Regions from separate parts of the Homo sapiens genome. Here regions 2 and 3 are each linked to region 1. Evidence: chromatin loops called from intact Hi-C (ENCODE). Cell type or tissue: endothelial cell of umbilical vein. All regions are shown on one strand. Region 1 has its middle 110 kb from the start of SP4. Region 2 has its middle 170 kb from the start of SP4. Region 3 has its middle 51 kb from the start of CDCA7L.

What was found. Peaks named below come from ENCODE experiments on the same cell type or tissue, not always from the same donor. Only the 100,000 strongest peaks of a DNase experiment are listed, where the experiment ranks them.
Region 2: a loop joins it to region 1, with 4 times the contacts of the local background. A loop is called at or near these places in 1 of 110 quality-filtered maps.
Region 3: it touches region 1 in a loop (11-fold over the local background); 1 of 110 quality-filtered maps calls a loop at or near these places.

Annotation. Positions count from the first base shown.
Region 1 is chr7:21,316,641-21,320,640 of GRCh38, reverse strand. No RefSeq gene overlaps it. Among named protein-coding and RNA genes, the nearest start is that of SP4, 110 kb to the left of the region's middle. In endothelial cell of umbilical vein, no CTCF peak of the experiment used is centred here; DNase peaks (open chromatin) are centred at 1,590, 1,890 and 2,020; H3K27ac peaks cover 3,200 bases.
Region 2 is chr7:21,259,839-21,263,838 of GRCh38, reverse strand. No RefSeq gene overlaps it. Among named protein-coding and RNA genes, the nearest start is that of SP4, 170 kb to the left of the region's middle. RefSeq lists an enhancer at 1,798-2,523. In endothelial cell of umbilical vein, a CTCF peak has its summit at 1,909; DNase peaks (open chromatin) are centred at 1,368 and 1,918.
Region 3 is chr7:21,995,309-21,999,308 of GRCh38, reverse strand. No RefSeq gene overlaps it. Among named protein-coding and RNA genes, the nearest start is that of CDCA7L, 51 kb to the right of the region's middle. In endothelial cell of umbilical vein, no CTCF peak of the experiment used is centred here; a DNase peak (open chromatin) is centred at 2,458; H3K27ac peaks cover 1,565 bases.

The DNA.
Region 1 (4,000 bases):
TGAGACAGGGTCTCACTCCCATTGTCCAGGCTGGAATGCAGTGGTGTGATCGCAGCTCACCGCAGCCTCAACTTCCCGGCTCAGGTGATTCTTCCACCTCAGTCTCCTGAGTAGCTGGGGCTACAGGGGCATGCCACCACACCTGGCTAATTTTTTTATTTTTAGTAGAGATGAGGTTTCGCCATGTTGCCCTAGGTGGTCTTTAACTCCTGAGCTCAAGCGATTCTGCCTGCCTTGGCCTCCCAAAGTGTTAGGATTATAGGTGTGAGCCACCATGCCTGACCCCAGAATGGCCTTCAATGTCAATCTTTCTATCCGTGTTCTGATCACAGGCATTTAAGTAATCTCAAAGAAGATCCAGACTTTCCCTAAAGCCGTCCTCTTCTTCTTAGTCCTCACTGGAATAGTTCTTCAGGACCCAGCCTCTACTCATTAACCAGTTCCAAAGCTGTGTTCACATTCTTAGGTATTTGTTACGGCAACACCCCACTCCTCAGTACCAATTTCTGTCTTAGTTAATTGTTATAACAAAAGACATTAAACTGGGTTTAGAAATAATAGAAATTTATTTCTCACAGTTCTGGAGGCTGGGAAGTTCAAGATCAAGGTGCCAGCAGATTTGGTGTCTGGTGAAGCCTTGCTCTGCTTCATAGACGGCACCTTCTTGCTAAATCCTCACGTGGTGGAAGGGCAAAAGGGATTAATGCTGTATCCTCACATGGCAGGAGAGATGAAAGGGACAGAAATGCAAAAAAGCCTAGCTGGTTCCTTCCGGCCATTTCATGAGGTACAAATCTCATCCTAATCACCTCCTAGAGGCCCACTTCTTAATACTGTCACATTTTGAATTAAGTTTTAACATGCATTTTGGAGGGGACACAAACTTTCATACCACAGTAGTTAGCATGGCCATGTACAGTTGTGCAGGAGTATACTTCACATGGACTATGATGCTGGCATGTATGGTGCTCTCTAGAGCAGGGCAGTACACATCCTGTGCAGTTATATGTGGTGGCCCTAGTGATGCTAAACATAAGAAGAGGAGAGAAACAAAATGAAGGATTAGAACCACAAGCAATATCTCAGCAGGGGCTGGAGCTACACATTTGGTAGCACACCTATCCCCCAGGTGCTCTGGTCATAGGATTCTAATTCTCAGCATGTCTGATTCACCGTATTTTATCCACACCCCAAAGTCTCGTCAGTGTCTAGTACTGCTAGGTGTTTGCTGATTGTGTTGTCTTGAGACAGTTTCCATCTCATAGTTGCAACTGAAAGTTGCTATCTGGCACAGATTTCACACAGTTCTGCCCCTGAACACTTATTGCATCCTATGAGGATTGATAAGCACACAAAGGGAGCAGTCCATCTGATTCTCTGAAAGCCAATTTAGCTAATTTACTTGTTTCCATTAATTATTTAGTTTCAGCTGACTGCTTTTCATTGTCATATCAACTGTAGTGGTTTCTGTACAAAGCTCATAATAGAATTTTGAGTGATGTTCAATTTGTCCTGCCCTAGCTTCTTGTTGCAGCTGAAATCTGAGGGAAAACAGGAAGCGATACAGGCAGAGAGAGGGGAAATGGGGTGGAGGGTTGTGGGGGAAGGCTTACTTTAAAATCAAGCATCCTTATAAACTATTTTTCAGTAATATATTTATTTGTAGAGATTAAACCTCATATTGGCAAATCAGTCATTTGTTAATGGCTTTGGGGAAATTAATTAGAACCAAACAAATATTCATAAAGATTATTGGGGGTTGGTGTTTTCTTTTGTTGGAAAGTCATGGAGCCTTCATTTTGGTTTTGTTGCAGCTTGAATAAAGTCTAAGAGGTCACCAGGAAGCTTCTCAGCCCTGAGACAGAGTGAGTTATAGCAATTTATGTGTATGTACATTCTTAACCTTTTACGTCATTAACCAACATAAAATCAGATAAATGACAGGAAAACACTGATTCCCAAATACATTTCTAAAAAGAAACATGAGGCTTTCAGGCTTCTTTAGATTGTTAAGGTTTATAACTGCTTATTTCTTCAAATTTCTCATGTGGTGACAGCCGTGCCTTCCCATAATTTAGTTTTGACTCCCAGATTTTTTGAATCTCTGGCTCTATTGTCTGTGAAATGGTTCCTAATGGTGATAGTCAGAGGAGCTTTCTTTCCCTGAATGCTATTAGTGACCTAACAGAGAAGGGCGTGATTTAACTTGCCAGCTAAATGCATAACTGTAGCTGTGTAGAACAAATGAAGAGAGCAGATGCTACAAGCTGGTATTCATGCGACCTTTAACATTTCAGTGATATATGGCTGCTGTGAATGTAACTGAACTATAACCAAGAGAAAAGAATTTATCTTCTCTCTTCAAAGTATCGTAATCCTAAAGACATTATCTCACTCAATTTGTTAACAGTAAGAGCTCATAACAGTAAGAACTTGCAAAAGGACGGCAGAATGAGAGTTTTAATGTATTTTGCCAAAGGGAAATTTACCATCTGCCTGTCTTCATGAATCACATATGCTGAGAATAATATTTTAGAAGATACTGACAATAAGACACAGTAATTTGTAAATGAAAATTACTGATGCTGCCCTTTTCAAAGCACTCTGTGGAATAAATCAGTACAGAAAACTATAGGATTACAAGTCAAAGACTTGAAATAGGAGAATAATAAACTATATTATTGGTTTTTTATCATTGTAATAAAGATCCCCAATCTTTAAAGTGTTAATTACTTTGATTCAAACTTCACTATTTCCAAATGTACACTTTCAATGTGCCCCTGAGATAGGTAGGCTAGGAAAATACATTATCAAGCCAAGACTGCAATAAAGTCTTATTTGCAAACATTGTCAGACATGCAATTAAAGATCATAGAAATATGTCACTAACTAATCTGATTTCTCAGAAAGCATTCACTATAGCACAAATCATGAAATTGTCATTAATGGAAAACTCCAAATTTCTGTGACTTGAATTTGAAAAATATTAAAAAAAAAAACCCTCCAAATTTCAATGTGTACAGTTAATTGAAAAATCACGATAAAATCAAAAGTCACGATTTTAACTCTTGGAAAAAACAAAACATATCTGAAAATTGTACAAACAGTCATAAATTTGGGAATAACCAATAATTTTTTAGCAGTGGTCTTGTAATGTTCTTGATTAGTCATATGTATATCATAAATTTAGAATGAAAATTTTTCAGTTAATAAAACTTAGAAAATTAATATTCTCTCAAAGATTGGTTTTGGAAAGGGTATTAAAAGGAACAAAATAAGAGGTTTGTATAAAAAGTGAGCTCTCTTCTCTCATAAATCAGGTGACTTTAGCCTGAATTAATGTGGCTAAATTAAGAGAAACCAAATTAAGATAATTTTCTATTCTTTCACTATGTCTGTGGCGATACTGATACTGTGACACTTTCTTGTTGGCTTGAACGATCTTAAAGATGATTTTCTAATGATAGATGTATTACATGAAAGAAAAGTCTGTGATCAGTAAGGAGAACAAGGACCATGACAATCTCCATTTCCAAAACAAGAAGTACGTATTTTTCTTCTCTGAAAACAGAGTAAAAGGGAAGCTTTTGCAAAAGAAAATATATATCTTGGCAGTATTTATGCATGTTTTTTTCATAATCTATAAAGCTGAGTTAAAAAATATAGCAGTGTATTAATTAGATATATTTATCTCTTAAATCTGGCAAGACAAGACTTGCAGTTTCATAATGATCACAACAGTATATGGTTGAATATAGGGTATATATAGTCATATACTGTATGTAATATAGTTTCTTTCTAAAGGAAGTCATTTGCATGACAATGAAGTGGCGTGGGGGGCTACTTTAGAGATAATCTCAAGTGACAAAGTACATTCTTATTTAAATTCAATTTTTTACAATCTTTGATTTAAGGAGGAAAGATATTTAAGAACACCTGATGTAGAATCAAATCAATATGAATTCCAAGCTGTTAGAAATTCCAGAAGATATCAAAGTTT
Region 2 (4,000 bases), 57 kb after region 1:
TTGAACTCTAGACCTCAGGTGATCCACCCGCCTCGGCCTCCCAAGGTGCTGGGATTACAGGCGTGAGCCACCATGCCCAGCTGGTCATCAATCAATTTGGGATGAATTATCTTCATATTATTTGGGCTTTTATGGAGACAAATTTTTTAAATCTTCAGAGAAATACTTTGTAATTTATTTATTATGATTTATGCACATTTTTTTAGCATTTATTCCAGGTGTGTTTTTACACATTGCTATGATTATAAGCATAATTAATCTTAGCTTTTGTATTTTTAACATTTTTATACTTATTTAAAATAGTGGTTGACTGTGCAGATTCATCTATCACTTTTAGTGAAATTCTTAATGATTATGAGAGATTTTTATGGGCTTTCTAAGTATATAATTTTGTTCATGAAAAATAATGATAATTCCCCTCCTTCCAATGTTTATTCCTCTTATTTCTAATCTTATTTTGAGAACTAGCCAGAATATTCTGAAAACTGTTATTTAATATTTATGATGGGACAATCTTTTCTTTATCTTTTTGAATTTTAATGGAAACGCCTTTGGTGTTTCACCATCAGACATGATGTTGGCTCTTGGCTAAAGAGAGATATACTTATTAAGAAATTAGCCCTTTTTGGCCAAAATTTTAAAGAATTTTAAAATATTAGTCAACATTGAGTGTAGAATTTTAAGCTACTCTTTAAAGCAACCAAAATAGGTTTGAAATATATTTTAATATAACTTGAATGTGTCCAATTAAATTAAAACCCTTTTATAAGTAGTACACAGTTTAATTTTCTATAACACGTAGAAAATTTATAATAAACTGCAATGTGCAGGTACTACAGGAAGTTTTCGCTCCACTCTTTTATTTAAGCTTAAGTAATAACTCAAATTCATGCTTTTTAATATTATGCTTATTCGATTAGTTTTGAATTTCTGTCACAATTTTTTTCCCTGTATGTTACAATACATCACAGTTGATTAATGCAGAAAGCTCTGACAGATATTTTAGTGGGTTGATTTGTACCTCTTAATGTTTGAAATTTATATATTTGGTTGACAGCCTGGCTAAGGCAATAAAATACTGAGAAGTAAAAATACAAGCTCATTCTTAGTTAACATATGTTTTCTGTATCAGCATCATAAAATTCCACATTTGCAAATTTTGTTCATATGCTGAAGTTTTATTGGAAGTAAGAAACTGTTGTCATATGGATTTCTCTGAGTTAAAAAGTGAAACTCTAAAGACCTAGTTTTCTGCACAGCAGTATACAAATTCGGCTAAACAGTTTTCTTACAATTATGTAAAAATAACAAACTAGGCTTAGAGGGAAACAGACTGAAAGGAAATGTACCAAAATGTGTTTCCTTTCTCTCATGTCTCAGCCTAGGGGTACTATCCTCCCGGCAGTCTCTGTTGACGCTCTAACTGGATTGGGCGCCCCTCCTATGTGCTTCTGGCCCCTTCTTCCTCTGTCACACTGTGGTAGTGGTGCATGGCAGGCCATCTCCCCCAGGTACTGTCAGTTCTAGGAGTGAAGGGACTGCTTTGTGCATGTCCTCATCATCTGTCTATTGCTCAGTTAACATCTGCATGGGGAATAGATTCATGAATGAATGAATGTGTGGATGTTTGGGTGTTACACTATGGACATTCACAAAACATTAATAGCTCAAAATTTGTGTTTCTATTTTCCAAATTCCCTTTAACATACACATTTTACAATGTTTGGTTTTCACGTGAACGACAACGTCAAAGGCAAGCATCAGAATAGCAGAATATGTTGAAAAGAGACTTGTTTTTTTCTTTCTGAGATGCAATTTTTATCCCAGTACCACCAGCCATGAGGGTGGTATATTGAGTATTTCCTGCTTTCTGCTCTGGTGGGACCACACTGCCTGGCCCTCTTGTGGTGGGGTAGGATAAGGCCATGTTACTTGTTCTTACAAGAGAGATGTAGGAGGTAATAATAGCACATGTCACTTCCAGGTCAAAGTATTGCTGGTGTGAGCCCCTCCAGAGTTTACTTCCCCTTAGCCACAGTGACCAGAATATTCCAGATATTGCTGTCAGCCAGGTCTCAGCGTGAGAACCACATGAATGAGAGTTCCCTGTCAAATGGAGATGGATGTGTTCTGTGAGCGAGCAGTTAACCTTTGTAATGTAAAGTCACTGAGATCTGGGGAGTGCCTGTTACTGAATGATAAGTTAGCTTTTCCCAATTGGTACTGTGTGGCAAACTTTTCTTCCTTATGCCTTATTCAGAGATAGTCGCTGAGTTCTACAAACTAGTAAACTAAGCACAGAAAAATTAACTCTCTCTCTAAAGATGGAATACAGTATAAATGCTGAAAGATTAAAAAAGGAAGTACTTCTGCTTTGCAACCCCAGTACCAAGTTGGAATGCCTTGTAGGCTTATGTCCTGAGGCTTTCATTTTTCTTTCCCTCCGAGCCAGTTAGACCAACGATGTTACCTAATTGGTTAGTAATTAGATGCAGTTCTTGACTGTGACATTTGGGGTCTTTTGAACATTTTCTATTTAAGTCCAGTGGTTGCAATATCGGGAAAAAAAAAAAAAAAACAGAATGTGGCCAATCATATTACCTCAGGGTTTGTTTTTTTTTTTTAGCCCTAAATGTCAGTAGCTAGATTGATACATATCACTTTCTGAAGTACAGGCTGTAAAACTAGGAGTTATAAATGTCAGTTTTGATGTGTGTTTTAGTGGCTTCAAACATCCCCAGTGGAGGAAACAAGCAGGCTGTTACTATGGAAGTTCCTTGTATTACACAGGGACCTACCAGGACTGGCAGTAATTGGTAACACTTGGAAAATCTATGGGGAAAGCAGTTCCCAGATCACTGAAAAAATCCTGGGCTTAAAATCAGAAGATCTGGGTCTGAGGATCAGCTATTTCATTCTGTGTGTTACGCTACTTTATGAGCATCTTTGAGAGCTTGGGGAAATCTCTTTACCTACACCTCAGCTGCCTCATCTGTTAAATACCAGGCAAAAGGCGTTCTCATGAAAAGTGCATGAGATGATGTGGAAACTCAGAACTACCTAGACTCAACGGAATTAACTTCACTCCTAAGGTTGGGTCCATGGATCATGTACCTGACCAGGAATGATAGCAGATGTAGATGCTACAGACAGACCTCTTGGCTAAATCACGACTAGACAATCCCAAAGGGTAAATATCAAACAGGGGCCATTTTTCATTTTTGGTGTTGGTTCAGGGATCTCTCTCAAAAATAAATGGTGGCCAGACATAATGGCTGACGCCTGTAATCTCAGCATTTTGGGAGGCCAAGGTGGGAGGATTGCTTGAGCCTAGGAGTTTGAGACCAGCTTGGGCAACATAGAGAAACCTCATCTCCATGTCAAAAAAAAAAAAAAAAAAATTAGGTAGGCATGATGGCATACACCTGTAGTCTCAGCTATCTGGGAGGCTGAGGTAGGAGCATCACCTGAGCCCAGGGAGGTTGAGGCTGCAGTGAGCCATGATCTTGCCACTGCACTCCAGCCTGGGGGACAGAGTAAGACCTTGTATCAAAATAAAATAAAATAAAAGGAAAGGAAACTGTCCATCACATAAGTGGCTTACACATCGGTATATGTGGCCATGCCTCAGCCCATGTGCTCTAGTGATTTCTGCCACTCTGGGCAATAAGGGCAAATTTGCATCCACGCCTTTGGTCTTTGAGGGGGAATGGCTCACAGTCTTCCTGGTTTGGGAACCTGCAGATAATAAGGAGGCCTGCCCACCGCAGAAGCATTTGCACAGTGTGAATGCCTGGAAGCATGGTGCTAATGTTTTAGCCAATTCCTCTGGCTCTTCCTCACCATCCCATGCTTGGAGTCTCATCAGTCAGCTCTCATCTCAAATTCTGACATTCACTAAGTTGGGCCAACTAAGAGGGGTGCTTAAATTTGGAGCAGAAATCATTTTGAGGAATAAATTTGGAATTAGCATCTTGGTACTGGCTCCAATTAAACAGTC
Region 3 (4,000 bases), 680 kb before region 1:
ATTTGGGTTTATCTGATATTTTCTCATGGATAAAGGAGGTCAAGCATTTTTCGCAGGAATGCCATGGAAATCAGATTGCGCCCTTCTCTGTGCATCAAATGACGTCCTATGTCTCTTTCTACAGATATGAACCTTCATTCCCGGTCAAGGAGGTGACTACCAGTTTTTCCAAAGTAAAATGACTATTTTCCCGTTAGTAATTGGTTAATAAATGTATCTGGGAAGATACTTTATGCAAATATCTTGTTTCTCCTTAAACTTATAGCCACTAATTTTAGCATCCTTTGATGCCTACAACCATTTTTACTGTGGGGTTTCCCCCCATTTCCTCTTTTCCCTCTGCATGTATTAATAGGTTCTGTAACGAAGATGTGTCCCTTCTCTCCCATTTATTTACTACGTTACATCACTGTGGACTCATGGATATTTACTTCCGTCTATGGCTTATAATCCAATGCTATTACCCTTTCTTGATTGCTCAAAATTACTCCAGCTTTGGCCATTGGGAGCTCCTTCAGGTGGGCTCTGTGTTCTTCTGACATGGCTCCATCCTTTGTGGCTACTTCCTTGTATTCTGGCACATGATGTTCCAGGCTCTTTTTTTTTTTTTTTTTTTTTCTGAGACGAAGTCTTGCTCTGTCACCCAGGCTGGAGTGCAGTGGCACAATGTCACCTCACTGCAACCTCCGCCTCCCAGGTTCAAGCAATTCTCCTGCCTCATCCTCCCAGGTAGCTGGGATTACAGGCACCCACCACCATGCCCAGCTAAGTTTTGTATTTTTAGTAGAAACGGGGTTTCACCATATTGGTCAGGCTGGTCTCAAACTCCTGACCTCAGGTGATCCACCCGCCTCGGCCTCCCAAAATGAGGCAATTACAAGCATGAGCCACACTGTGCCAGGCCTCCAGGCTCATTTTATATTTTGCCTGCCCCAGTCCTGGAGTCACCAACTTCTCCAAGGAGCATGGTTCCTTTTATTCAAGAGTGATATTTAGAAACTAAGATCTAAGCACTAAATGTATTCATTGCTACTAGAGAGTCATTGTTTCTAGGACCTTCCAGCAGAGCAAGGAACTGTGTGTACGTATACTAACTCATGCAGGCACACACATCTGTATATGCGTGTGTCTGTCTGCCTGCCTATCTATCATCTACTCAACCGCCCACACACACATATGTATGTATGTGTGTGTATATATATACATATGTATATATATGTATGTATATAAATGTGGGTTTATACTGAGATCTGTAACTCGAATAAATTCCACGGGTTCATTTTTGCCTTGCCCCTTTCCTTATGTATAACATCTTTCTCCAACAGTGAGAAACTTGACTCTTTATCTGATCTGGTATATAATTCTAGTATCCTTGTTGGAAAACAAATTTACTAACTACATTACAATAATTTTACACTGTTTCTTTAGACGTTAGCCTTCCACTATCAAGTCAAAATTATGTTTTTCAAATTTACTTAGGTTTTTCTAAGGTATGGGAAATTTTGCTATGATTCTAAAATCAAAGTTATAAAAAGTCTATGCTCAGAGAAAGGTTACTTCCTCCTCGTTCTTGCTAGCCTGTTCCCATTCTCTCATCCTTTCTACCTGGTTCCCTGCCATTCTTTGTAGATAACCAATGTCTTTAATTTATGGTTTATAATTCCTATATTTCTTTTGCACAAAAAAGCAGATACAGTTATATTTTCTTATATCTCTTTTCTTACCTAAAAGGTAGCATATAATAGAAAGGCTTATAAACTTTGCCTTTTACACGTAACAATATATCCTGGAAAGTGCTCTATCTGTTCACAGAGATCTTCCTCTTTATCTTTGATAGCTGTGTAGTATTTCATTGTGTGGCTTTATCATAGTTTGTTCAACCCACATTCCTATAGACAGACATTTACATTGTTTCCCAAATTTTTCAATTATAAACACTACTGTAACAAATAGCTGATACATATAATTTTTAAAATGTTAGACGTGTATCTTCAAGGTAGATTTTTAAAAGCAGGATTACTGGGTCAAAAGGTAAGTACAGCTGTAGTAAACAGACTGACAGCTCCTCGAAATGTTACACAGAGTCCCAGCTACTTGGGAGGCTGAGGCAGGAGGATCACTTGAAACCAGGAGTTCAAGGCTGTTGTGCCTATGATCATGCCTGTAAACATCCACTGTACTCCAGCCTGGACAATATAGATCCTCTCTCTTAAAAAAAAAAGGTTAAACGTGAAGTTATACAATTTGGCAATTCCACTTCTAGGCATATAGACAAAATAATTGAAAGCATGGATTTCCAAATGGATACTTGTACTCCAATATTCATAGCTGCATTATTCACAAAGACTAAAAATGTCCATCAACAGACGAATGAATTAAAACAATATTGTATGTACATACCAGGAAATATTACTCACCCTTAAGAAGGAAGGAAATTCTAAGACATGTTACAACAGGGATAAACTTTGAAAACATTATGCTATGTGAAATTGGTGAGACACAAAAGGACAAATATTGTATGACTCCACTTATGGGAGTTACCTAAAGTAATCAAATTCATAGAGTCAGAGAGACAGAAAGTAGAATGGTGATTACCAAGGGGTGGGAGAAGGAGAAATAGAGTTAGTGTTTAATGGGTACAGAGTCTATCTTTAGGATGATGAAAAGGTTCTGGAAATGCATGATGGTAATGCTTACTCAACATTGTGAATATACTTAATGCCACTGAACTGTCTTTAAAATGGTTAAAATGGTGAATTTTATGTCATGTATATTTTATTAAAATTTAAAAACTGGAAAAAATAGGTTCATATGTAGTTTTTTTAAGGTATTTCCAAAATCTCCCAGCAGGATTTTGAGTCTGTGGTCCCACGAGTTATATAGGAGTGCCTGTTTGCCCACAGCCTCACAACAGCTATTATACATTAAAAAGTATGATAACAAGTATATCAAAATGTTATACTTTTTAATTATTGTGAATCTGATAGGTGAGAAATTGTATCTCATATTGTTTTATTTGCATTTCTCTAATTATGAGTGAGCTTGAATATATTTTCATATAGTCAAGGGCTATTCTTATATCATTTTTGGTGAATAGTCTGCTCATATCTTTCCCCAATTTTTAGTGAGTTTTTGGTATTTTTGTCTCTCAATTTTTAGAAATTTTTTTTTTTAATACACATTAGGGATATTAGCCTTGTGGTTGTAGTATATACTGTAAATAATTTCTTCCAGTTTGCCAGTTGTCTTTTAGTTGTAATTTTGATTATAGTCCTTTCACCATGCAAATGTTTTAACATTTATGTGGACGAATGCATTGATTTTTTTTTTTCTTATATTGCCTCTCAATTTTGAGTCATAGTTAAAGGAAGTTTCCCTACATTGAGGTTGAAGAATTCACCAATATGTTCTTCTAGCACAAGTACAGTTTCATTTTAACACTTAGATTCGCGAAAACATTTGGAGTTTATTCTTGTGTGTTTTGTGAGATATGGATCTAATTTAATCTTTTATTCCAAATGGACACCCAGTTGTCACTGTGCCATTTATTAAAATTTCCATTATTTCATTTGAGATGTCACTCTTATCATATACTACATTTCCATATATCCTTAGGTCTTTTCCTGGGCTTCCATTCCATTCTATCTATGGATGTGCGATTACCACACTGTTCAAATTGTAGAGCTTCGTAGTATGTTTTCATGTCAGTGGGATTCGTTCTCCCTCATAGTTTTTCTTTTTCAGTGTTTTCCTGGTTGTTCTTGCATTTTTGCTTTTCTATATGAACTTTACTATCAACTTGCCTAGCTCCATCAAAGTGCTCACTGACATTTTTACTGGAATTTTATTAAATATATATATTAACTTAGGAAGAACTGGTATCATATTTTTCGATTTACTAACATGAATTTAAATTTTTTAAATATATTTTTAATTGACAAATAAAAATTATATTTATTATGTATAACGTTTTGAAATATGAAATTGTGGAATGGCTAAA